Linked DNA regions of Mus musculus: regions 1 and 2 are each linked to region 3. A link is a loop called in an ENCODE intact Hi-C map of the cell type or tissue named here. Cell type or tissue: left cerebral cortex. All regions are shown on one strand. Region 1 overlaps Atp11a (ATPase, class VI, type 11A). Region 2 overlaps Tubgcp3 (tubulin, gamma complex associated protein 3). Region 3 holds the start of Tubgcp3 (tubulin, gamma complex associated protein 3).

Region 1 (8,000 bases), 130 kb before region 3:
CCAGGAGCCAGGCAGAGTGAGTACCATTGCCACAGGAGCCAACTTCCAGCCCTGGTCAAAAGCAGCATGACCACTCCCGGAGCAGTGACTGGTTTCATCCCACAATGAGCCACGAAAGCATTCCCTCATCCCAACTACACCATACTCAGTGCCCTGAATCCTCTAAGGCACAGTGGTTGCCCAGCAGGCACTATCTTAGTCAGAACAAAGGCCCAGCAGCCCCTCCCAGTAAGAGATGATTTCATGCACAGCCTTTAGTCTCGTGGGAAGGCTGAGGGTAGGATGGTGAACAGTCTTGGTAAGGTCCACATATCCCATGACAGCTGGAGGGCTCCACTCCCTGCTCATGCTCTGACATAAGTTCTATAAACACCCGGAAAGAGAAGACACACAAATCCCTTCCAGTGCTTGGTGAAACTCCCAGAAACCTTCGCACTAAGCTTCAGGAGCAGCCATGAGTCCCTACTGAGAGGCTGAAGTCTGAAGCCACAGTAGGCCTCAGGGGCATCACTTAGAGGGGAACTAGCACCTTCTTGTCCACCCTCAGGAGGAGAGACGGCTTGGGTGGAAAACACCTGTGTGTGGAAGAGGAGCCCTGAAGAGAATCCCTGCAGCCACACATGCAGCCCCTCGGGAATCTCGCTCCTCCGAGCTGCTTTGAGGCTCTCAGATCATGCCTCCTAAAAAGGTCTCATTCCCAGACTTGGCTGTGCGTGCAGTTGGGACAGATGCACCAGGTTTAGTGGCTGGGAAAGGCTCAGCTGAGCTGTAGGAAGCTCTCTAGGAAAGGGTTAACCGCAGGGAAGCATGGGCCAAGACACTGAAGGCCAGGCTCTGTTCTCAGTGTGCTAACACAGGCAGTTAAATATTAATTCCTGCTCTTCCTGACCAAGGCCAGGAGTCGAGATGCTCCTAGGAATCACTTGACTGCCAGGGTTTTTAAAAATAAAACCCATAAGCACTTGTCTTTGACCGATGACAAATCGGGTGGCCCATCAGAGGCTCAGATCACAGCAAGAGTGTTAGTAGTCTTGTTCCTTGAGGGTACAAGACTGCTGTTGGGGCTGGGCCCTACCAGAGCAAATGGATACTTACTAGCAACAACTCAAGTCTAGACAAGCCACAGGACCTTGTTCACATGACTAATTAATAAAGTACTAAAAAGAATAGATCAATAAATCTGAGGCATGTGATGCAGACAGCACTTCCATGGATGAGCGAATCCGGGCTCCCTCATGTGTGGCATGGAGCAGACAGAGGGGACTAATAGGTTGGCAGGGAGGTGACAAGGTGGAAGGAAGACATTGACACAGATCACTGTGAAGCAGGCAGAGATCCTGGGAGAGGAGGCAGTAGCTGTGGATACAGTGCCTGAGCCCACAGAGGCCAGTGAGCACTTTAGGGGCCCAGCCCAGCCCAGCCCAGTGAGGAAGAGCTGGGAGCCACAGGCTGCCCGCAGCTGCTGAGGGAGCACATCCACTCACTGAGGGAACCCAGTGAGCACTGGTTAGCCTTAACTGCCTTTTCCCAGTACAGCAGAGGCAATGGGATGGGGTCCTGCCAAGATCTGACCACCATCACAGTTCCTAATGACAGTCTGCACCTTCACTCAAGATTGTGGAAGAGACATTATAAAACAACTCAAACACCGAACTCTGGAGTGTGGAAATAACCATCCAGGTTAGCATCTTTGACATATTGGTGCCAGATTAATTTTTAAGGAAAAAAAAATTAAAATACAGATTTTCCAAATTGTCATTTGTCATTGGTACCTCTTCACTGTGGGCAGTGGATGAAGAGGCAGAAGGCCACCGAACATGCCTAAGGGATAGACGCCCACTGTCTGTGGTCTAATCTTAATCATGTGACTCATGTGAAGCACAGAGAGGACCCTACTGGTGTAGCTCACACAAGGAGGACAGGGAGTGTTCCAGAATACACCAAAGACAAAGCCACTCTAACAGGAAGACATCATCCTGCCACCATTCAAAGAAACTGGAAGGGGTTTTTTAAAACACCTAAGTACAACGTGTCACCTCCCTTAGTCTCAGTTACATCCCGTCATCATGTTCCTGTGCCCCTCCACTCTGCAGCTTCAGCTGGGCCCAGCCCACACTCCATCCCTCGCAAACTCTCTGGGGTCCTCCTCCCACCTGAGCTGCAATATGTATCTCTGATAACTGTGGACGGGCCACACATCTTTGTCACACAGTCACATCAAAGACCAACGGCAGGCTGCTAGAGGTGTGCTGACCACCACACTCGGCGTGTTCTCCTAGAGAGCTCCATGGTCTGGGCAGGGGTTGAGCCCTTCAGGGGAAGCTTATCCACATCTGAGTCTCCACACAGACCATGGAAAGTTCCTTCTAGTGGGCCTGGTGAAGACTGGAGACTGGGTTTCCATCAGACTGAGCAGGCTCCCCCTGCTCAAACAAAGATGCAAGTGGAGCCCTAAAATCCACATCTAGTCAACACCTCAGTGAGTTCCTACGACTCGCTTTGTTTGAGGAGGCTGGACTTCTCATCCACCCCCGGCCTGCTGTGCGAGAGCACAAGCAGCACTTCCCGCTCTCTTGCTCGGCCTCAAGCCCGAGGTTACTCGGAACTGGAGTATTCCCAGCATCTGAGGGGCATCACTCAAGCAGGGCTGAAGAGGCTCCTTGACCACTCCTGTGCAGGCACAGGGCCCGTGCTTTACACACAAGCCTCTCTACACTCTTTCTCCGGAACAATCATGAGCAGCAGCCATCCTGACAGTGGGTGTGGAGCCCCTGGAACACCCACTAGCTTTGTCTCTTCTGGGAGGGAACCCCAGGCTGGAGGATGGCCTCTACTTCACTCCCAGGGCCAGGATCTGTAGGCAGACCTTGCGGACCACAAAGAGCACCTGTCCAGGGACAGTGATGGCCTTGGTACCACACAGGCCTCTGACAGACACACACCAGATTCATACCTTGCTATGACCACTGGGTAACTATGTCTGTGTGCACTTGTGCATATAGCCTGAGGTTGTGTCATCTCTCTCTCAACATAAGCAGTTTCTCAAAGCATCCCTTAGAGAAGTCAGCTTACCACAGGGTATGCTCTCTCCCAAGCCCAGAGATACTTGGGCTTCAGTATGAAGAGACTGATGAGAGAGAGAGAGCGAGCCAGTTATCATCAGTTATGAAAAGTAAAGGCAGGTCAAGGTCAAAGATGCTCAGTCAAATGGAAGTCACTTGAGAACCTGCCACTGGAGAACACTGGAACTGCCCGCACCCTGCTCATCACACAGAGCACTGCCTGAGGTCTACAACCCTCTGCATTCCTGGCTACTTCTCCCTTCTCCAGAGACAGTGAAGGTTCTGGGTCCTCTTCAAAGATGAGCAGGGAGATGTGCTGGCAAGCACAACTGCTACTAGCCCAGTTCCCCACTGCGCAGCCTACATGCAGCCTCAGTGAAGTGATAGCAGCACTTTAAGGTCTGGCAATGCAGCCAAGTCCACAAGAAGGGCTGTCTCAGCTCACTGTAAATCTCCTCAGTGTGCTCCTCCTCCTGAACCCCCACCTCCACACAGAGTCCTGTCCCGGGGGAAGCAAGCCCTGGACCCGACCAGGACAGAAGAGCTGTGGCAAGGGGAGCACAGAGCAGAGCGCAGGGGAAAGGTACCGCAGTCAGACTGGACCTGTGGCCCTCAGAGTCTAAGCAGCGCATACCCAAGGGAGCCAGGCAGGGCGGTATTTACACTGTAGGAGATGCAACAGGAAACACATGATGACATTCCAGGTACCGTCCCTGCAGGCAGCAGGGCAGCAAGCACATACAAGTGTCTCAGTGACCTGGAGCTCCAAGGAGGAAAACATTAGAATGTCCTTGCCAGCTGCTGGGCCCCCGAGCTCAGGCAGGCAAAGCTAGCCACAAAAGGCCAACAGGCACTGGCAAGAGACGCAAGCCAAAGGTGGGAACTCTGTGGGTCTGCTGACAGGAAGCAGGCAACATGCCCATGCGGGAATGCCTACCAGGGAGGAGTGGGCGTAGGAGGAAGAGTGAGAAAAAGGGTAAGTTCCCCCATGGAGATGAAAGGCTGTGAATTAGACTGCAGTTACAGCTGCATGATGAGGTGAATGCATACAAATCACTGAACTGCCCTCTTTAGACTGCTGGGTCTCTGGACAGCCGTTCCATCTCCACAAAGCCAGCCCACAGGGTCACCATGTTCTAAGTAGATGCAGCTGGATTCGAAGGGCTTCTGCTCCTCCCCACTTGCGTGGACACTATCTTTCTTCTACCACTCGGACGCCAGGCTTCCGAAAAGGCTGTCTTCTCTCAACTACGGCGGAAATCACCAACATTCTTTAGGTTTAAGTGGTCAGTAGTCTGCTTTTCAGCTACTCTGTTTTGGTTTTGCATTTCTGTGGGAGCTGACACATGTGAAGGTCCCTACCCTCAGAGGAGACTGCAGGGACGGGGTTACGTGTGGTTGTGAGCTGCCAGGAACTAAATTCGGGTCCTCTGCAAGAGTGCACCATTGAGCCATCCCTCTAGGCCTCCCCCTACCAGGACTAGTTGGCTTTTTATTTGTTTGTTTTATCTTCTGAGACAGAGTTTCTCTGTGTAGCCCTGGCTGGCCTCAGACTCAGACAGCCACCTACCTCTACCTCTGGAGTGCTGGGATTAAAGGTGGGCCAGCACCGCCAGGCCAACAGTTAGTTTTGAGGGAGGCATTTCAGTGAGTTCAGTGGGTGCCCAAGGAGATGCCTAAGTGGAGAGAGGAAGGGAGGCCAGCGGTGAGGGGGGTGGGTGGAAGGGCAGCAAAGATCCTTACACTGCCTTGCAAGCTGCACCAGGAGGAACAACACGCACAGGAACTGAAATCCAGCCAAAGACTAACCCAGTCACAAAGCCCATGTCTCCACAGCCCGCCTTCACTAGTCAGTCTCCAGCTGCCCTGTCCAGCTAGAGAAGTTAGCAAAGGGATGGGGTGTAGGAGGTATGGGGGGGGGCGTTAAATGATATACAGGAAGTCAATCTGGCCACTGTTAGTCATCTAATGGAAGCTTCGAATTTCAGCTGAAACAAACAAACCCACTAACCAAATTATACCATGGTGACAGGACAAACATGTTACTGAGCCCAATTCCTGATCGATTGACAGAGGCAGTTCCTCCTGAGGACAATGCTTAATTTTATAGGTATCCAATGGCAGTCTGCTGTGGCGTCTGCTTATAGCTGTAAATGGAAAACTCCCCTGTCCAGGAGCCCCAACACAGCATGCACTTAGGTCAGAGTGGTGTCCCGCCTGCGCCTGTCCCCTCACAGTCACATCCTGGGGTGAAGACCCTCCCCCCATGTGCCCTCGGTCTCCCAGAGTCCAGGTCAGTGCCTGTGAAAGCCTTTTTCTTCTCTAAGGGGAGAGGGGGCTCTTCACTCTGGGGTAGCAGGATGCCCTTAGGTACAGTAAGTACAAATGCAGCTCTCAGGAGGCCCAGTGCCCTGGCCCAGGATCTCCTCCCAGCCTCTCCTGTCTAGGCCTGTGGCCAAGGTCCAAGGTGCTCAGTGAGAGGAACCAAACAAGCCCACTCAAGGCCCAGCACTATCAGGGTGGGCTCCCTCTGCTTCTCTGTAGCTCTGCATTGTGGAAACACAGGAAACAGAAACCCCAAATCCACCCCACCACACTCATCAGCACCGACTTTCCTTCTGGCTATTTGCAAGGCTCATGGGGCATTTCTCTGCTATGAACATGGTTTCTAAACATAAAATCATTTAGATCAGAAAAGTATACTGACTGCTCACCTGATTTGGAAAATAGTCAATCTGAAAACCATTAAACACTCACTGCCCAAGCCATATCTTCCTGTACCCAGAACCAAAATAGAAATAGAAATTGTAGCCGCAAATGACTTTGGCTCGCTCTGGGTTTGCCTGACCCTGCACAGCAGAAGCAGCAGCCTGCACCGAGCTTCTGGGAGCTCTAGTGGTAGTGTCAGGGGTCAACGGGATGACAGAAGGAGCTACACAGAACGGCAAGCATGCTGGGATGGGAATGGTTTTTCAAGCAACAAGGCAGCTCCAGGGGAACTGCACTTGGCCAAGATAACCAACTGCCTCCTAAGATTGACACGGTGGACAACTGGAGGGCCTGACTGCTGCATGTGCAAACTGGCTGCAGCTTCCCTCTAGTCTTGGGTAGGAAGCTGGTGATTATGCAGGGAGTGGACAGGTTGCCCTGGGGTACAACGAAGCTTCCCACATTGGCCCCAAGTGACTCCTAAGAAAGCACTGACTGCTTAATCACGGCCTCTACACAAGCACAACAGAGCCTCCACCATTGCTAACTGAACCACAACAGAGCCCCCGTTATTGCTAACTGAACCATGATAGGGTCCCTGGCACTGCTGACTGAGAAAAGTTGACAGCAACTGCAGGCCTAGTGTCAGAAAATTGGGAGCTGTTTTAACCATGTATATAAATGAGTGTCTCTGGGCCACATGCCTGTAGTAAGCATGTTACTAATAGTATGTCCATATGACTGTGTCTCACAAACACTTGCTCTCCCCAACCTCATGGACACAGAGCCTCATTTGGCTCAGCTGCCTGCTGGGTGAGCAGGGAGAGGGCGCTAGAGGATGATGAGCTCTGGTCAGAGGTCAGAGCTGAGGCTGGGACTTTACCCTCTACGGTCAGGAGAGAGGCTGCATTGACACTGGCCAAAGGGGAAGGTTTTGGCGGTCATGATGCCTGATTATCTGTAGATAACATGGACGCTGGTTCTGTTACTTAGAGCCTGGGTCTCCAGCCTCGTGGCCTCTGTCCTCCTGGCCTCACAGCAGAGATGGATTGGAGCCTAGAAGACTAGTGCTGGCCGTGCCCTGGACCTATCCAATGCCTGCCAGGTATGGGTGGTGATGGAAAACCAAGGGCAAAGGAGGAGGTAGAAGGAAATGTTACCAACGTCCCCACATACAAACCTGCCCACGTACCAGTCAACACACTATACACAGATCTTCCTGTCCTTAGTAACGATGCAGCCAACAGGACTCGGCACAGAGAAATGGACCTAGTGTGTGGTCTGGTAGGAGATGCTGCTCTGAAAGCAGCAAACTTGGTCAGGTGTGAGACCCACACTCAAAGCCACAGCCACCTGTCCTGAATGGCCGGGCATGAGAACCAAGTCCTTCTGTATTTACCTCCCACAGCTGATTCCCTCCTCCTAGAGAGGAATGAGAGAGAAAGCTCAGCAAACATGTCCAAACTCAAACCCAGAAGCTCAGTGTGGGTACACATGGGAGCTTTAAAACACCGAAATTATATACCTTCCAATTGCACTGTGGGCATATTTACAAAACACTGGATATATAACTAATGAAGACAAGGGCAGGGCTGAGTCAGCGATTACAAAACAGTTATAGTGAAAATACACATGGCTGACAACACACAGTGACTGCTGACAGCTCAGCAATTACCAACAAAACCCTGAGAATCTGAAGCTCAGGCTCCACCTTGAGGACCACACTGTATTAGGACTGGGACCGAGCCTCAGCTTCGAGGGTTGCCACCATACAGGCCTGATGGCCACACCACGGGCTACAAGCCAGGTTGAGCAGACAGGAACTCTAAGCAGGTTCGTGCAGCCTCTATCACTGGCCCTGAGGCAACTCTGAGGAAAACTACATCTTAGGGTTGGCATAAAGATATATATAAAGGATGGAAAGGAAAGCAAACAATCCATACTCAGTGATGCCTTGGGAGGGAAAACTGCAAAGCATATGTGAGCACAGAAGGCGCTGCACAGGGAGCAAAGACCTAGAAGTTAAGTTAAGCAAGACTCTGGCTAACACCACCAACCTCCACAGCATGGTGATGACCTAGCATAGCCCAGGACCACCTCAGGCTATGTGCTCATGTCTGAGGGACACCAGCAAAGTGTTCCCTGTCCTGGCTCAGCTCTGCAGAGGAGCCTTGTCCCTTTCCAGAGCCAGTTCCCCACATCCTGGCACCCACACTTCTTCCTTCAGGT
Region 2 (8,000 bases), 53 kb after region 3:
GTTATAGAGACAAAGTTTGGAGCTAAGACAAAAGGATGGACCATCTAGAGACTGCCATATCCAGGGATCCATCCCATAATCAGCCTCCAAATGCTGACACCATTGCATACACTAGCAAGATTGTGCTGATAGGACCCATATATAGCTGTCTCTAGTGAGACTACGCCGGGGCCTAGCAAACACATAAGTGGATGCTCACAGTCAGCTAGTGGATGAATCACAGGGCTCCCAATGGAGGAGCTAGAAAAAGTACCCAAGGAGCTAAAGGGAACTGCAACCCTATAGGTGGAACAACATTATGAACTAACCAGTACCCCGGAGCTCTTGACTCTAGCTGCATATGTATCAAAAGATGGCCTAGTCGGCCATCACTGGAAAGAGAGGCCCATTGGACTTGCAAACTTTATATGCCCCAGTACAGGGGAACGCCAGGGCCAAAAAGTGAGAGTGGGTGGGTAGGGGAATGGGGGAGAGGGTATGGGGGACTTTTGGGATAGCATTGGAAATGTAAATGAGGAAAATACCTAATTAAAAAAAAAAAGAAAGAAAGAAACGGGGACGGCTGGTTCCAGCAGGGCTCCTGGGCCGTCCCCTGGGGTCCTGATGTTGTTACGTTTTCTTTCCAATTGTGGGACAAAATACCCTAGCGAAAGCAACTTAGGGGAGAGGGTTTGCTTCAGCTCACAGTTCCAGCTTCCTTTCTGCAGTAGCGAGGTCACAGTGACAGGAGCTTGAGGGAGCAAAGAACGCATGTGTCCAGGGCTCAATGCAGTTTTTCCTTTGCATCAGCCAGGACCCAGCAGATAGAAAGTGCTGTTCACAGCCAGAGTGTGTCCTTCCACCTCAGGGAATAAAGGCTAGAAAATCCCTCACAGGCTTGCCTGTGCACCAGCCTAATCGAGGCAAGTCTTTGTTGACACTCTTCCCAGGTGATTACACATATTGTCAATCTGATAACTGAAGCTACTCATTGCAACTCCCCGCTTTGTCTACCTGACACACGGATATATTATTTTAAGGCACACCTTTCTGTCATAGTTAGGGTGACTGTTGCTGTGACCAAAAGCAAATTGGAGGTGTATCTGGCTTACACTTCCACATCACTGTGTGTCACCAAAGGAATTCAGAGAGGGCAGGAACTGGGAGGAAGGAGCTGATGCAGGGGCCATGGAGGGGTGCTGCTTACAGGAGTACTTCTCATGGCTTGCTCAGCCTGCTTTCTTATAGAACCCAGGACCGCCAGCCCAGGGATGGAACCATCCGCAGTGGGCTGGGCCTGCTCCCATCAGTTTCTGACTGAGAAAATCACCGCAGGCTTGACTACAGCACAATCTTAGGAGGCGTCTTCTCGGTTGAGGCTCCCTTCTCTCCGATGACACGCAATGCTTGCGTCAGTCTGACATAACATTCACCAGCACCTTTTACACCCTTCTCTCCAAAGTCTTGTCTTGTCTCATAGTGAAAGTGCAGTCCAATTCTAAACCTTTCTGCAGTCTCGAAGATTTCCAACATTTTAGAAGTTCAGAGATTCTGAACTGTGAGCCCCCGTAAGATCAAAACGAACTTCCATACTTCTAGCATATAATGGCACAGAATAAACATTCCAAAATGAAACAATCAAGGGCATACCAAGGAATAATCAAACCAAAACCCCAAATCCAATGTGGCTAAAACCAAATCCTGCAGTCCCATGTCCAGCATTTGGGCCTCGTGATGAAACTGGCTGGGCTCCAAAGCTTCAGACAGCCCCATTCCTTCAGCCCTTAAGCTTCCCCTTCAAACTTGGTCCAGCGCCACTGCATGCCTGTAGCTCTTCTGGCACATACCCTGTGATCCTGGCATCCCCAACACTCCTAGGTCTCTACTACAGCTTATGCTTTATCTTCAAGCTCCTCACAGTGGCCTCTGAGGCCTTGCTGCTCTCTGGGGCCTCGACCCTGCCACACAGTGCCTGACCTCAGCTGCTCTCCACCATTCCTCCCTTCTGTGTCTTTCATACTTTCAAGACCAGTAGCACACAGACAGCGCCACCATTCAGAGGGGCAGCCTTGCCACCGTGGACCACAGTTCTGTGAGCTTGTGTGTGCTGACCCTGGGGAAACACGTCCTCAAGTCCCAGTGTGGACGGCCAGGTCGCTCTCTCAGGGTGCTGATCCCTGCAGCTGCTGTGTTGACTGCACTTTCTTGTCAAAGACTTGAAGCTTGTCCACACTCCTTTCTAATGAATAGTTCATTATCTTTAAATTCAACTTCATTCAAGGTCTCACAGTGGTGGCAAATGGAACCAGATTCTTATTAAATATCATAGGATTGTCTCTGGCCCATTTCCTGGCACAGCCCTTGTTCTCGGAGACCTCAGGAGCCAGGCCTGGGTTGCTGGAGAGAGTGGGTAAATAAGCTGATAGCCTAAACTATTAGCTAAGGGCTAATAAGAGGTGAACTTGCACATGTAAAGCAATGGGAAAGACCCAGCATGGAGTGTATGGAGGTAGAGTGCTGTCTGTAAAGGAGACAGACAGTCTGTAGCTGCTCAGCATGGCTGCAGAGGATGTGCTAAGGGGAAGGGAGCTGCTGAAAGGACAGTTGGCCCCGCTGGAACCCTCCCATGCTGCCTGGCTACAGCTCCAACTTAGAGCAGGGCCACGGCCACTGTAGGGCACCTGAGGCCAGTGAGATTCAGAAAGAGCAGTCTCAGTTCTAAGTGCCAGTGGGCAACTCATAAAGCGCGCAAGCGAGAGCCCTAGCACAGTGCAGTTCCCAAGCCCAGAGTCTATGCCAGGAGTGCCAAGGCTCCGATCAGAAGAGCTAGTAGATGGAACTTACCGTATTCACTCATGAGAAGAGAACTCAGTAACTCCCATTCAGGCTGGCTGAACAATGGTGTTACTGAAAAATCTATTTTGAGGGGAGAGGGAATAGTTAAGATACGATCTCACTGTGTGTAGCCCAGTCTGGCCTCAACCATTCTCATGCCTCAGATGGGATTATGGGTGTGGGCTACATGTGTGTCTGGCTGAAAGTGACCTTTTAGAATGAGAGTAGATGCTTCTTTCCAAGGCAGATTGTCTGGCGTTCTCACTATAGTCAGCGTGCCAGCTCTCAGAACTGACAAGTTCCTTCCATGCCCATTGTCTGAATGAGGGCATGTGGGGGACGTGAGGCCTCTGCACTACAGTGCGTGACGCACAGTGCTGCCGTGCTGAAGCAGGGAAGCATCCAGCAGTTGAACTTGCTGCTTCTCACTAACCAGGGCCAGTGGGGAGTGACTGCGGCAGAGGAAGAGGAGGAGAACAAGAGGATCCGAGAATTCCAGGACTCCATACCAAAAATGTGCTCACAGTTGCGAATATTGACGCACTTCTACCAGGTGAGTATAGGTATGAGACGTGGTGTCTGTCCTCTTCCGGGACCCGTGCTTGCTTCCAGAGGATGGGAAATGTGGCCCCACATCCTTGCTGTATGAGCAGCACTTGGGATGGAGCACTTGGGGGTGCTCCCCCTCCGGCTTCACCCTTGTGCTGGGCACTCTTCAGGGCAGCTGTACAGCTGGGAAAGTGGCACTGAGGACCTGTGACTTGTCATGCTCTTCAGAGCACCATTGCCAGATAGTGCAGGCAGTGTGCGGGCTTGTTGGAGAGATAAGCCATGAATGGTCGCAGTACTTTACTAAACCACAGCCTATCAGATTTGCATCTTACAGGAAGGCTGCTCTTCACGGTGGCATGGAGTCCAGTGGGTTTAGCTTGAGTCTGCTCCCCTCTAGAGTAATGACTGAGCATGCGTTTCAGCCCGTGAGCTGAAAGATGAGCAGTGGAGCCCTGATTTCTCTTCACCACAGAGTAGGGCGCGTAGCATCCGCAACTGCCTATTTCTGTCTGGTGTGAGTGCAGAGGAGGCCAGGTGGTCAGTCGCTCTGATACAGAACACAGAACATATCATTGCTTGTCTAACTGTACAGACGGCCTCTCTGATGAGTGCGGCCCAGGCGCCGTGAAAACCTGGGCCCCTGCTCAGTTCCCGTTGGAGGCCTGTTGGTGCCGGTGCTTCAGGAGGGCCTGTGTGTTCTGACCCAGTCCTGTGCTTTCATCCTAGGGTGTGGTGCAGCAGTTTCTGGTGTTACTCACGACCAGCTCTGATGAAAGTCTCCAGTTTCTCAGCTTCAGATTGGACTTCAACGAACATTACAAAGCCAGAGAACCCAGGCTCCGGGTCTCTCTGGGCAGTAGGGGGCGGCGCAGTTCCCACACGTGAGGCTGGCTTGGGTTAGTACATGCTTACTCAAGCCTGGCCCCTCAAGCAGCTGTGAGCTGCAGGTGCCCCCTGTCTACACACAGGCCCCAGTGTTCAGCACTGTGTCTGCTGGAAGAAGTCTTGTTATCCACTGGACTTGCGTGTCTGTAACGCTGCTGAGTTCAACAGGCCACTTACCTACCATGTAGTCTCCGTAGTCGAAAGACACTGTGATGTGCTGGGACATCTTATTTCCACCGTGTAATTTATATTTCAACAACAACAAACTGTTTCTTGCCACAAAAAAACTAGACCATAAATTAAGAGTAATGTCACTGCTGTTTTTTAGCATTCTCTGTGAGACAGTTTTTGTTATCATGATGACACTAAAATTGAAACATGTCTAAGAAAGTCCACAGGCTGTTTTACTCTGGCTTCAGTGTTTGTAACCCTCACCTGCGTGAGGTCATCACTACCCACGCGTCATCTCCACACACTGTCCTCTCTCCCTCCCGAAGTTTACATTTTTATATTTGCTTTACTGTTTCAGATAACATGTCAAACATTTCAAAGAGTGGGAGCCGTGGAGGGAGGTGTCCTCAGCCTGCCTGGCCGCAGGCCGCTGGCTGAACCAGGCAAGGCTGAGACTGTCTTATTTTCAAAGTTCTGATAAGTGTTAGGAAGAAATCAGCTTGGATTGTGAAGGTTTCCCTTCTCCTTGCCTATTTTTTCACTGTAAATATTTATATACTACTGACCAGATGACGGAGGGGACTGGGTTTTGGTTTTTTTTGTAAAAATGTCTTATCCAGTCACATAATTATGCCTTTTTTATGTTGCATAAGTGAAAACTTAGAGAATTAAAAACCATTATCTTTCAGATGTTTCATGTGGTTTCTGAATAGTCTGGAGAAACTGCTTGCTGGGTTTGTGGGTGGGAAGTGAGGGAATTTGGTGGGCTGTGCTGGGGTGTGGTAGCGGTTTATAATTTGTAAAGCCCATATTCGGATTGGAGTATTGATGGAGCACAAGCGTTACTGCACGCTGGTCCCTCCCACCAGCTGACTGCACATGCATCCAGCTCTGTTTAAAGTTCCAGGGCACTGGAAAGTCTTGGTATCCTACTAGTGAGTCCACGCTGAAGGCTGGGAGTTCTTAGTACATAGCTTTGATTTAACTTTACCTTAAAACTTTAGAAATGCAAAACTGGATGTGGAAGCACGTGCCTGTGCCCTCAGCAGTTGGTGCGTAGGGGCTGGAGGACCAGGAATTTGAGGTCACCCTTTGTCATACAGGGAGTGTGAAAACTTTGGGTTACATGAGACCCCCCCCCCAAAAAAAATCGTAAATTCAGAACTTTGCAGCAAGTTTCCCTACTGCAAGACCTTCCAGAAATTCAGGTGTGTGATTTATTTCCAGAAGAAATGTCCAGTGTCATTTGACCATGGTGAGCAGTGTCCCCCCAGCTGCTCTAGGGTTAGTCCTCAATAAAAGCCCCACATTTGGGTGGGGCTCTTGAGTGGCAACCTTGGGGCAAGGAGTGGGGAGAGGCTGGCTGGCCCAGGCCTGACTGTGCACTACCAGGGGTTTTCCCAAGGACCATTGCTCTCTAGGATCTGCAAGAACACAGGCCTTCACTGTACAGTGAGGGAGATGCAGCTCCGAGTGGGTGTGCACACAACAGGTCTGCCAGCGACCTCATGGTGGCCTGGCAGGGAGGCAGCTGTGCACGGGTGTTTCATCTCACAGAACGTAAGTATGGAAAGAAAAGAATCTGTCAATCTCAAGTGTGGTGGCAGATGGCACCGTGAGTAAGCCCCTGGGTAGATATTTTGAAAAACATGGAAACGCTATATCCCCCTCCCCTGGGTAGATGCCAAAAGTGATGGTTTGACAGAGAAAGAGGAAGAAAACACCTCTCAAAAGACAGACACGCATCTATGAGAAAACATTCTCAAAATGGATTTCGGGAAACAAAATCCTCTGATTTTTGTTGATAAGGATGATGTGTATTTCTGCCTTTTTTTTTTTTAATCTTAAACACTTAAGGAATACAGAAATGCAATTTTAAAACTCGTTCAAAACGTTCAAGGCAGTGAGTTTTGGTAGCTGCTACTACTTGTCAAAATGTATAGTTTAGCACATTTACCCCAGAGCGTAGGTATATTAATGGTCCAATTTCAGCGCAGGCCCGGCAGAGCTGGCGGTGTGGGTGGGGTATCGGCAGCTGAGGCAGGTCTCAGTTCGTTCTTCTCCTTCTGAGGTCCTGCTGGGGATCCCAGGCATCACCATCGCAGGAACCCAGTGTTAAAACCCACTGGCCCGAGGTGTCAGTTCACCTCCTGCACTGCAGTGTTAATAAGCCAAGTGAATTGGGAGCAGGAAAGCCTCTTCAGGCACAGCTCTTGATAAACTCATTCTAAGGAAGAAATGCCGCTGCTAAAATGTTAAAATGTTATCTTAAAATGTTATCTTTGCCCTTTGGGAGTTTCAGTTCTTGTGAGAGCCCTTTCCTGTGCTCAGCCTCAAACTCCATGCTGTGCTTTCTGTCTGGGCCTCCCTGGAGCTAGCACTGCAGCTGAGCGCCAGCCCCAGCTTTACATCTTTAAAATCAGTAAGTTTGGGGGTTCTGAGTCTGTCCCACAGGGGCAGACATCTCGGGCCGAGGATATCTAGAAGCATGTGGTACCCTCCCTGTGCTGTGTAGCCTGAGCCTGACATCACCCGAGAAGCTCCTTGGGGGACAGGTGGGATGCAGATTGCCAGAGAGATGAGGGAAGTTTTGGTGGTGGTACCCACTATGTGTCACTGGGGAAGAGCACATCAAAGCCTACAGCTGTGGTGCCCGTGCAGTTGGTGTGAAAGTCAGTTACCTGCTAGCCTGAGTTCCAGCCCTGGGCTCTTTGAGGGGTAGTATATGGGGTCCCCCATGTTCTTGGGATGCAGAATTTATCTGCTTGTCCTGGGAGGGGGGTGTGACCCATCAAGATTTTCCTAAGTTCGAGCAGACTATAACCGCCCTTGCCAACAGTCCCTGCTGAGCTTGGGGCTGGGCCCGGCACTGGGGCCAGGAGTGTGGGACTGCCTTCTCAGGCAAGGTGTTGCTCATCCATTTTATATTTAATTGGTAATGTTTTCGTTAGGTTAAATAGTACAATTTCCTGTCTTCCGTCTCTTGTTATGTTTTATTTGATGGCCACTGGATAACTGTAGGTAGGCAACAGGTGGCCAGCATTTGTGGCTTGTGCCACCATGGGTTCTCACAGCACTGTGGCTTGTTTGCCATGGGTAGAGTGGACAGACAAGGGCCATTCTGAGAGCAACAGTTCTCCTTTCGAAGTTTGTTCTTACCTTTTTCTTGGTGAAGTTGAGGGTATAGGAGAAGTCTCACTGGGAGAGGCCTGCCACCTGCCTTCCCGATCCCTTCCTCCTCTGTCAGCAGGACTCTGAATTTATCTGGGGCCTAAGGGTTCATAGTAGACCCTGCAGAAGAGTGCTGGATATGACATCTGCACATATCTCTAATACCCTCCTGTGCACTAGCATTGATCTGCTCGATACCGTCTCTACTAGACTGAGTGAGAATGAGTTGTTCTCAGTGTAGGCTTGGTGCTGAGAGATACTCAGCTATCTTCTAGCCTGGTGTCACCTCTGAGCAGAACCTGACCTGTGCGGATGAGACCGGTGGGTGTGCACTGAGGACGCCCTGGGGAGCTGGTTATGGGACACTTTTGAGCTCTGATGTGTGCAGGTGGGAATGCACTTCACAA
Region 3 (8,000 bases):
CTCCTGGTGACGTCAAGGGGCAGAGGTTCCAGACCTCTGAGAACTCACTTACGAGAGCCCTGCGTAGTAGTCCGGCGCCCCTGTCCCTGTGTGGCTCAAGCGCACTCGGACTCCGCATCCAGTGCTGTTCACAAGCAGCGCCCAGACCGCAAGCTGCGGACGCGTACGGGCATCCTAGGAACGCGTTGCTGCGAGCGTCGCCCAGCAACGACTTTTCCAGCGCGGAGAAGCTGCCAAGTGCAGAAGCCGGGAGAGCGCACGCGCGTCTCGCGCGGGAAGCGGTGCATTATGGGAGGCGCGCGCTTTTGCCGCTTCCGCGAATATGGCGGCGCCGTAGTTAGGGCGCGGGATCCTGGGGCGCGGGGAGGCTGCAGTGCGCAGTCCGGGCGCGGTAATGGCGACTCCGGATCAGAAGTCGCCCAACGTTCTGCTGCAGAACCTGTGCTGCCGGATCCTGGGCCGGAGCGAAGGTACGCGTCCCGGGGTTCAGGGCTGTGGAGACTGAGCGCCATGACCCCCGCCGGCCGGGTGCTGTTCTCCCCGGCCCCCGGGAAGGAAAGGGGTGCGGCTCGCGGACTGTCCCTGCCCTGGGGGCCCAGGCCGGAGCTGCTGTAGCGGCCGAGTTTGTTTTTGGGTTCGTCCAGACAGCACGGCAGCCTGCAGCTCTGCTTCTGCGTGCTTCTCACTCTGCTGTCACCTTTGCCTCTGGTGATGATGAGTCCTGGTTAGATGATGCTCGCTTATTCCTGGACGGTTCAGCTAGCGAATAATGCTTCTAAGAAGCCAGACCCCCAAGGCAGTCCTGCCCACTTTACCCGTACTGTCGCCGCCGTAGTTGGGGGTGGGGAAAATGTCAAGGATCTGGTTTCATGAAGCTCATTTTGGAGATGAGTGGGGACGCGTCTTGAGGGAAGGTTTTAGTAATTGACATGACTGGGTTGCCTTAGAATGTTGAGACAAATCGCGCAGGTTTTCAAGGGAAGACTTTAAACAAGAACCGAGTTTTAAAAACTGAGAGAGCCTTTTGATCTTTCATAATTTGTAACAACCTATGTAACAACTTGTCAGCGTAGAGGATGAATTACTGTGTCACTACTAAACCGTTGACTTAACTCCCTTCTTGCTTTATTCCTTGTAGTGTTTCACTGTGCAGTTTGTTCATGTAAGAAATCTTTGAGGCTTCCTCGACCCTATTATGCCATGAGAGATGCTCCTGTCTAATGGAGGGAATGTGACTAGCACGTTGGTGAATACACAGTGTTTGTGGGTGATAAAGGGCTAGGGAGAAGGCGGATAGGAGGAGCTTAGAGTTCCAGTATCTGGGGAGAGTGTGAGTGCAGAGGATAGTTTACTTTTCTGAAGGGAGTGATCCAGTCATAGGCAAAATTAGATAACTAAGGCTTAACACGCCATACCATCATTTTTCTTTTATTGCATTGGGTCCAAAATTTTTACCTTCCAGAAAGAACCTCGTAGTTATAGCTAGATTTTGAAGTTATTCATTATGAACTTCTAAATTTGAATTTTACATTAAGATCCCTTTTGATAGAAGTTTCACAGCCTTCAGGTGATTGAAATGCTACTTTAAAGCAGAATCCTGTATCCTCCCATTTTCCCACCCCCATTTGTGATTATGTCTTGTGAATCGCTGGACTTTCAGAGAGATCCAGGGTAAAGCTCATTAAAGATGATGCTGTCTTCTCTGTGGATGGAGTTGAGGGATGCAGAGTCAGCTGGGTTCTCTGCCCTCACACACTTTGTTGATATTTTGTTGTGCTCTGACAGGTGTGTAGCCATAGCTAATTGTTGTCATCTCTTTTTCCTGATTCTGTTGAGCATGACTTCTTGTTTGGCCATTCAGATCTCTTCCTAAGGTTGTATTTTATTTTGTTTTCTTTGTAACATATGTTCTTGCTGGGTTGCTTACCCTTATAACTTTGAGTGTTCTTTATTTATCTGGGTACAGTGTTCTTTATCTGCTTTCTCCACAAGGTGGAAGGCAAGGATGGATTCCTGAAAGCAGTGCTGCCTTACTCCCCAAATGCTCCCCTGGAAGAAAGAGGAAACAAAACAAAACAAAACAAAACAAAAAACACTTAACATTATCATGATTTGGCTGTCATGTGAAGAACTGTTATCAAATCCAAAGTCATAAAATTTCTTTCATCTTTTTGCCCTAGAGAGGTTCTGTTCTATTGTTATGTGTGATATGAGTTAGTTTTTTGTTAAATGGTACAAGTTGAGACTATTTTTGAGCCTACCAAAGGAACCATCTTCCCTTAACTATACTTGTCTTATTCTTGTCTTGTAGACTGAAAGTGTTGAAGTGGAACCTTTAAGAGTGTTGATAGCATGGGCTGTTGTTCCGGACCAGTAAGAACCAGGGTTTGTGTAGGAGAGGGCCTGGTGTCAGTACATATTTTAAAAGCACCTAAAGTTCAGAATGGTTTAGATTTACAAGAAAATTGTACACACATGGTTCTCTTTTGCCCAACACCATCTCTTCTGGTCTTAGTGTCTGGCTTACTGAGGTGCAGTGTCACAGTCCGTAATAATACATTGATATTGTTGATGCAGAAACACAGTTGTTGCCTCAAAGGAAGTTAAGAGGTGATTTATTTTGGAACTAAGCATAAGTGACTATGGTCTAGTAACACAGTTTCAGGTTACCCCTAATGCCTTGTTTCAACGTGATTAACAGTTATATGAAGCTTAGTAACAGAATGGCATAAAGTCATAAGTCAAGGTACTTTTCAAATACATTGGCATGAACATCAGGTACGTGGGTTAAAGCAAAATGGGAATCTCTGTTACTGGTCTCAGGTACTATTTGATGACAGTCTCATGTTAGGGTTGGTGGAGGCTGGGTTCTCTACATGCCAACACACAGAGGCAGGCAGTGAATGGGGCCTTTAAGAGGGCTTAGGATAGGTGGCCAAGACAACTTATTAGCTCGAGACCTGCAACATTCTGTCCAGCTGTCTATAATCACAGGCCTTCTAATAGTCAGTCAGTCTGGAAGAATCTCTAACATGGGCATGGCTTTCTTGGGAAGTTCAGTTCACAGTATTGACCAAGCTCCATGCTTTTTAGGCTCCTTCAGGTGTTGCTTAGTACCCAGGGCTCCCTCTCGTGTGAGGCCACTTGTTCTTATTCTTTGTCATTCTTACTCTTATTTGGGTCCCCGTGGGCTCCTCTGGACTTGGATCTTTTCCAATATTTGTTTTGTTTTTGTTTGGTGAGCTTGGCAGTTTTGAAGATTAAAGATTGTAGACTTGTCTGATATTTTCCCAGTGACTGAGTGGGATTCTGTCTTGGGGGTGGAAATTCTGGGCCTGGAGTGCCATTTTCACCACACGATGGCAGGCATAGCATGCTCTGTTACTGTTAATGTTGTTCCTGACTGCTTCACGTGGGCGTCTTCTCTGGAAGCACGTGTCTCTCACTGATGGAGCATTTCTGCCAAGTGGATGTTTCTACAAGAATGTTAACATTAGGCCTTCTTTCAGGTTTCTGGGGGTCAGTGCCGCTATCCCTTGTAGTTTTATCTCCGAATGAACACTTTAGTTTAGAATGAACAATTTAGTTGTTTCAGTTTGTAGATTTTGTTGTGGAAACTAAGATTATTGACTTCAAGTCTGTCTAGAATATCAGATTTTCATTTTCATTAAGTTTATTTTCAGAATTTATTTATTTATTTCTTGGTGGCATGTATATTATGAATCGATTGGTCTCCAAATAATTTGTGTACTGGCTAGTCCTGTATCAACTTGACACAAACTGTAGTCCTCTGAGAGGAGGGAACCTTGATTGAGAAAATGCCTCCTTAAGATGGGGCTATAGGCATTTTTTTTTTTTTTTTTTTTACAGGCGTAGGGCATTTTATTAATTGGTATGAAAGGACTGATTGGTATGGAAGGACTTAGCCCACTGTGGGTGGTGCCATTCCTGGGCTGGTAGTCCTGAGTTCTATAAGAAAATAGGCTGAGAAAACCATAAAGAGTAAGACAGTAAGCAGCACCCCTCCATGGCCTCTGCATCAGCTCCTGCCTCCAGGTTCCTGCCCTGTCTGAGTTCCTCCCCTGACTTCCTTAATTGAGGAACAGTGATTGGAAATGTAAGCCAAGTAGACCCTTCTCCAAGCTACTTTTGGTCATGGCACAGCAATGATAACTCTAAGACACTTAGTGATTTATTTTCAGATTTGATACTGATGTCTAGTTTAATTCTCTTAGTGTTGGAGAATATATGATTGCTAATTACAGCTACTTTTTAAAAATCTGTGTGCACCTGTGTGTGCAGTCACACACATATCAGTATGCATGTTCATTCATGTGTCAGCGCGAGAACACACGAGTCTGTGGAGAGCAGAGGACAACCTCTAGTTCCAGACCTTGTCTTCCCCTCTTTTTAAAATATGACCTCTTGTTTGTTTCTGTGTTCACCAGGCTAATTGGCCCAGGAGCTTACTCTTTCCTTCCTCCCCTCCCTTCCCCTTCCTCTCTGTATATGTATGCTGTCTTCAAATGTCTGATGGTATTTAGGCAGGAAGATGGTCAGGGTAGCCTTTTCTAGTTGTCATACTTTTTAGTTGGGGGTCCAGCTGGTGCTGGAGCCTCCCTTGCCACTGTCTTTTCTCTTGGCTTCCTCTGGCTGATGACTCCCCTGTGCTAACTTGCTGTGTGTGGTGCCCTCTGAGGTTTGCCCGGATGGGGGTCTGGTTGTCAGGTTGCTGGGATTTGGGCAGGCACTGGCTTTCCTCCACATACACAGCTCCTTCCTTTGCTACGTAGATCCTGAGAAGGACGGCATTCCCTTCTCAAGCCACCCGGGGCTTCTACAGAGTATAGAATGACTCTTCTTGACATTTGTCCCTGTGGGAGGTTAGTTTTAATTGCCATTCTGACACAGTATAGCATCACTTTGGTAGGGAGTGTCAGTGAGGGAGGTATGAATTAAAGCTTCAAGCTCCTCTGTTGCCTTGGCTTTCCTTCTGTGGTGGACTGTGCCTTGATCTTTGAGCTAAAATAAACCCATTCTCCCTTAAGTTGCACTTGTCAAAGTATTTTATTATAGCAAAGGAAAAGGGCTTTCTCTTGGGAACTTGGAAAACACTGCTGAGAGAAATGAGGACAGTAGAGGCCTGGCTCCTGAGGCCTCCGAGAACAAGGGCTGTGTCAGGAAATGGGCCAGAGACAATCCTATGATATTCAATAAGAATCTGGTTCCACTTTGCCACCACTGTGAGACCTTGAATGAAGTTGAATTTAAAGATAATGAACTATTCATTAGAAAGGAGTGTGGACAAGCTTCAAGTCTTTGACAAGAAAGTGCAGTCAACACAGCAGCTGCAGGGATCAGCACCCTGAGAGAGCAACCTGGCCGTCCACACTGGGACTTGAGGACGTGTTTCCCCAGGGTCAGCACACACAAGCTCACAGAACTGTGGTCCACGGTGGCAAGGCTGCCCCTCTGAATGGTGACGCTGTCTGTGTGCCACTGGTCTTGAAAGTATGAAAGACACAGAAGGGAGGAATGGTGGAGAGCAGCTGAGGTCAGGCACTATGTGGCAGGGTCGAGGCCCCAGAGAGCAGCAAGGCCTCAGAGGCCACTGTGAGGAGCTTGAAGATAAAGCATAAGCTGTAGTAGAGACCTAGGAGTGTTGGGGATGCCAGGATCACAGGGTATGTGCCAGGAAGAGCTACAGGCATGCAGTGGCGCTGGACCAAGTTTGAAGGAGAAGCTTAAGGGCTGAAGGAATGGGGCTGTCTGAAGCTTTGGAGCCCAGCCAGTTTCATCACGAGGCCCAAATGCTGGACATGGGACTGCAGGATTTGGTTTTGGCCACATTGGATTTGGGGTTTTGGTTTGATTATTCCTTGCTATGCCCTTGATTGTTTTATTTTGGAATGGAATGTTTATTCTGTGCCATTATATGCTAGAAGTATATACATTTTTGATTTTTATAGGAGTTCACAATTCAGTGTTTTGAACTTGTTAATTTTTGAAAAATGTCAAGACTTTGGAGACTTAAAGTTAGAATGTATTTTACATTTACAGTATGAGGGTGTCTTAGTGTTTATTGCTGTAAATAAACACTATGACCACAGCATTTCTTATAAAGGAAAATTTTAACTGGGGATTGCTTACAGTTTCAGATGTTTAAGCCCCAATTATCGTCACGGTGGGAAGCATAGGGGCAGGCAGGCAGCCATGGTGCAGGGGAAGGAGCTGCAGGCAACAGGAGGAGCAGAGCCACCGGGCCTGGCTTGGGCTTCTGAAACTCAAAGCCCGTCCCCAGTGACACACTTCCTCCAACAAGGCCACACCTCCTGATCCCTCTGAAGCAGCACCATGGCCTGATGAGCAAGCATTCAAATCTAAGAGTCTATGGAGGGAGTATTCCTATTCAAATCAGCACACTTTAGTCCCTGGCCCCCATAAGCTTGTAGTCATACCATAGTGCAAAATGCATTCAGTTCAACTTCAACAGTCCCCATAGTCTATAACAGTTGGAGCACCATTTAAAAGTCCAAAGTCTCTTCTGAGACTCATGTTAATCTTTTAACTGCCATCCTCTGTAAAATCAAAATGAAAATACAGATCATATACTTCCAACATACAATATCACAGAATATACATTATCATTCCAAAGGGAGGACTGGACCAAAGCAAGACCAAGAACTAGCATGGCAAACTCCAAACTCTGCATCTCCATGTCTGATGTCAAATGTTCTTCAGATCTCCAACTCCTTTCATTTAAAGCATTCAACTGCTTTCCTGGTCCAAAGTCCCAAAGTACACATTCTGCCAATAGTCAACATGGTCAGGCCTGTCACAGCAATACCCCACTTCTGTCTTAGTCAGTATTCTATTGCTGTGGAACAAGGCACCATGACTATGGTGACTTTTATCAAGGAAAGCATTTAATTGGGGTTTGCTTACAGTTTTAAAGATTTAATTCATTATCATCATGCCCAGCTCCCTTTCTGTACTCTTAATAAACCCATGATCCTCTGTCCAGGGAGTGAGACACCCACAGTGGTGACAGGCAGGCAGAAGTGGGAGACGGAGCTGAGAGTTCTACATCTGGATCTGTTGGCATCAGGAAGAGCAGCAGCCACTTCCTGTGTGGGCTTCTGAAACCCATAAGGTCACACCTCCTAATTCCTCTCAGTTAGCTCTACTCCCTAATGCCCCAGCATTCAGGTATAGAAGCCTACGGGGGCATTTCTATTCACACCACCACGGAGGGCAACATGAGACTTTGGGCACAAAGAGGAGAAGGGTATAGGTTAAAGTGATATGTTGTGTGTCAACTTGGCAAGAGGTGAAATTGTGGTGACTAGTTTTTTGGTTTTTCGAGACAGGGTTCCTCTGTGTAGCCCTGGCTGTCCTGGAACTCACTCTGTAGACCAGGCTGGCCTTGAACTCAGAAATCTGCCTGCCTCTGCCTGTGGTGATTAGTTTTATTTATCATCTTGACTCAATCTAGAATCATCTGAAAAGTCAGTCTCAATGAGAGATTGTTTAGGTTGGTCTGTGGGAACGTCCTTAGGGAATTATATTGATTTGTGGGAAGTCCTGCCTACTGTGGGTGTCACCATTTCCAGGACAGAGTATCATGGCTTTATTAAGAGTAGAGAGAGGGAGCTGGGCATACAGTTTTAAATTCCTTGCTTTCTTGACTGGATGTAATGTCACCAGTTCAGGGCCCTGGCTCTTGACTTCCTTGCAGTGATGGATTGTAACTTAGAATTGTGAGTCAGATAAACACATTCTCCTTTGAGTTGCTTTTGTTAGTGTATTTATCAAGGCAACCAAAAACAAGGGCAGTCCCACTCCCCTTCCCATTCCTGACCTTGCAGACATTGGGTTTCTAGTTTGATAGTCTTTGAGTCAGTGCCACATGCCCATCTGTTCTCTAGCTTTTCTCTCTGGCTTCACATCTGCCTTGGTAAGTGTATGTCCTTATTTAAAGTGCTTTATTCTGTGTGTGT

What was found. Hi-C counts contacts between places; a loop is a spot of excess contacts. Peaks named below come from ENCODE experiments on the same cell type or tissue, not always from the same donor. Only the 100,000 strongest peaks of a DNase experiment are listed, where the experiment ranks them.
Region 1: it touches region 3 in a loop (2.1-fold over the local background); 14 of 42 quality-filtered maps call a loop at or near these places.
Region 2: it touches region 3 in a loop (3-fold over the local background); 16 of 42 quality-filtered maps call a loop at or near these places.

Annotation. Positions count from the first base shown.
Region 1 is chr8:12,797,960-12,805,959 of GRCm38, reverse strand. All of the region lies in intron 1 of Atp11a (ATPase, class VI, type 11A), which reads right to left. Among named protein-coding and RNA genes, the nearest start is that of Gm15350, 30 kb to the left of the region's middle. In left cerebral cortex, no CTCF peak of the experiment used is centred here; DNase peaks (open chromatin) are centred at 2,575 and 4,000.
Region 2 is chr8:12,611,389-12,619,388 of GRCm38, reverse strand. Tubgcp3 (tubulin, gamma complex associated protein 3) reads left to right here. Exons shown (of 22, transcript NM_198031.1): 21 at 3,251-3,367; 22 at 4,093-5,112. The coding sequence ends at 4,251. Among named protein-coding and RNA genes, the nearest start is that of Spaca7, 42 kb to the right of the region's middle. In left cerebral cortex, no CTCF peak of the experiment used is centred here; a DNase peak (open chromatin) is centred at 3,238.
Region 3 is chr8:12,664,425-12,672,424 of GRCm38, reverse strand. It overlaps Tubgcp3 (tubulin, gamma complex associated protein 3), which reads left to right and starts at 325. Exons shown (of 22, transcript NM_198031.1): 1 at 325-470. The coding sequence starts at 395. In left cerebral cortex, CTCF peaks have their summits at 323 and 3,353; DNase peaks (open chromatin) are centred at 231, 778 and 3,396; H3K4me3 peaks cover 1,338 bases; H3K27ac peaks cover 813 bases.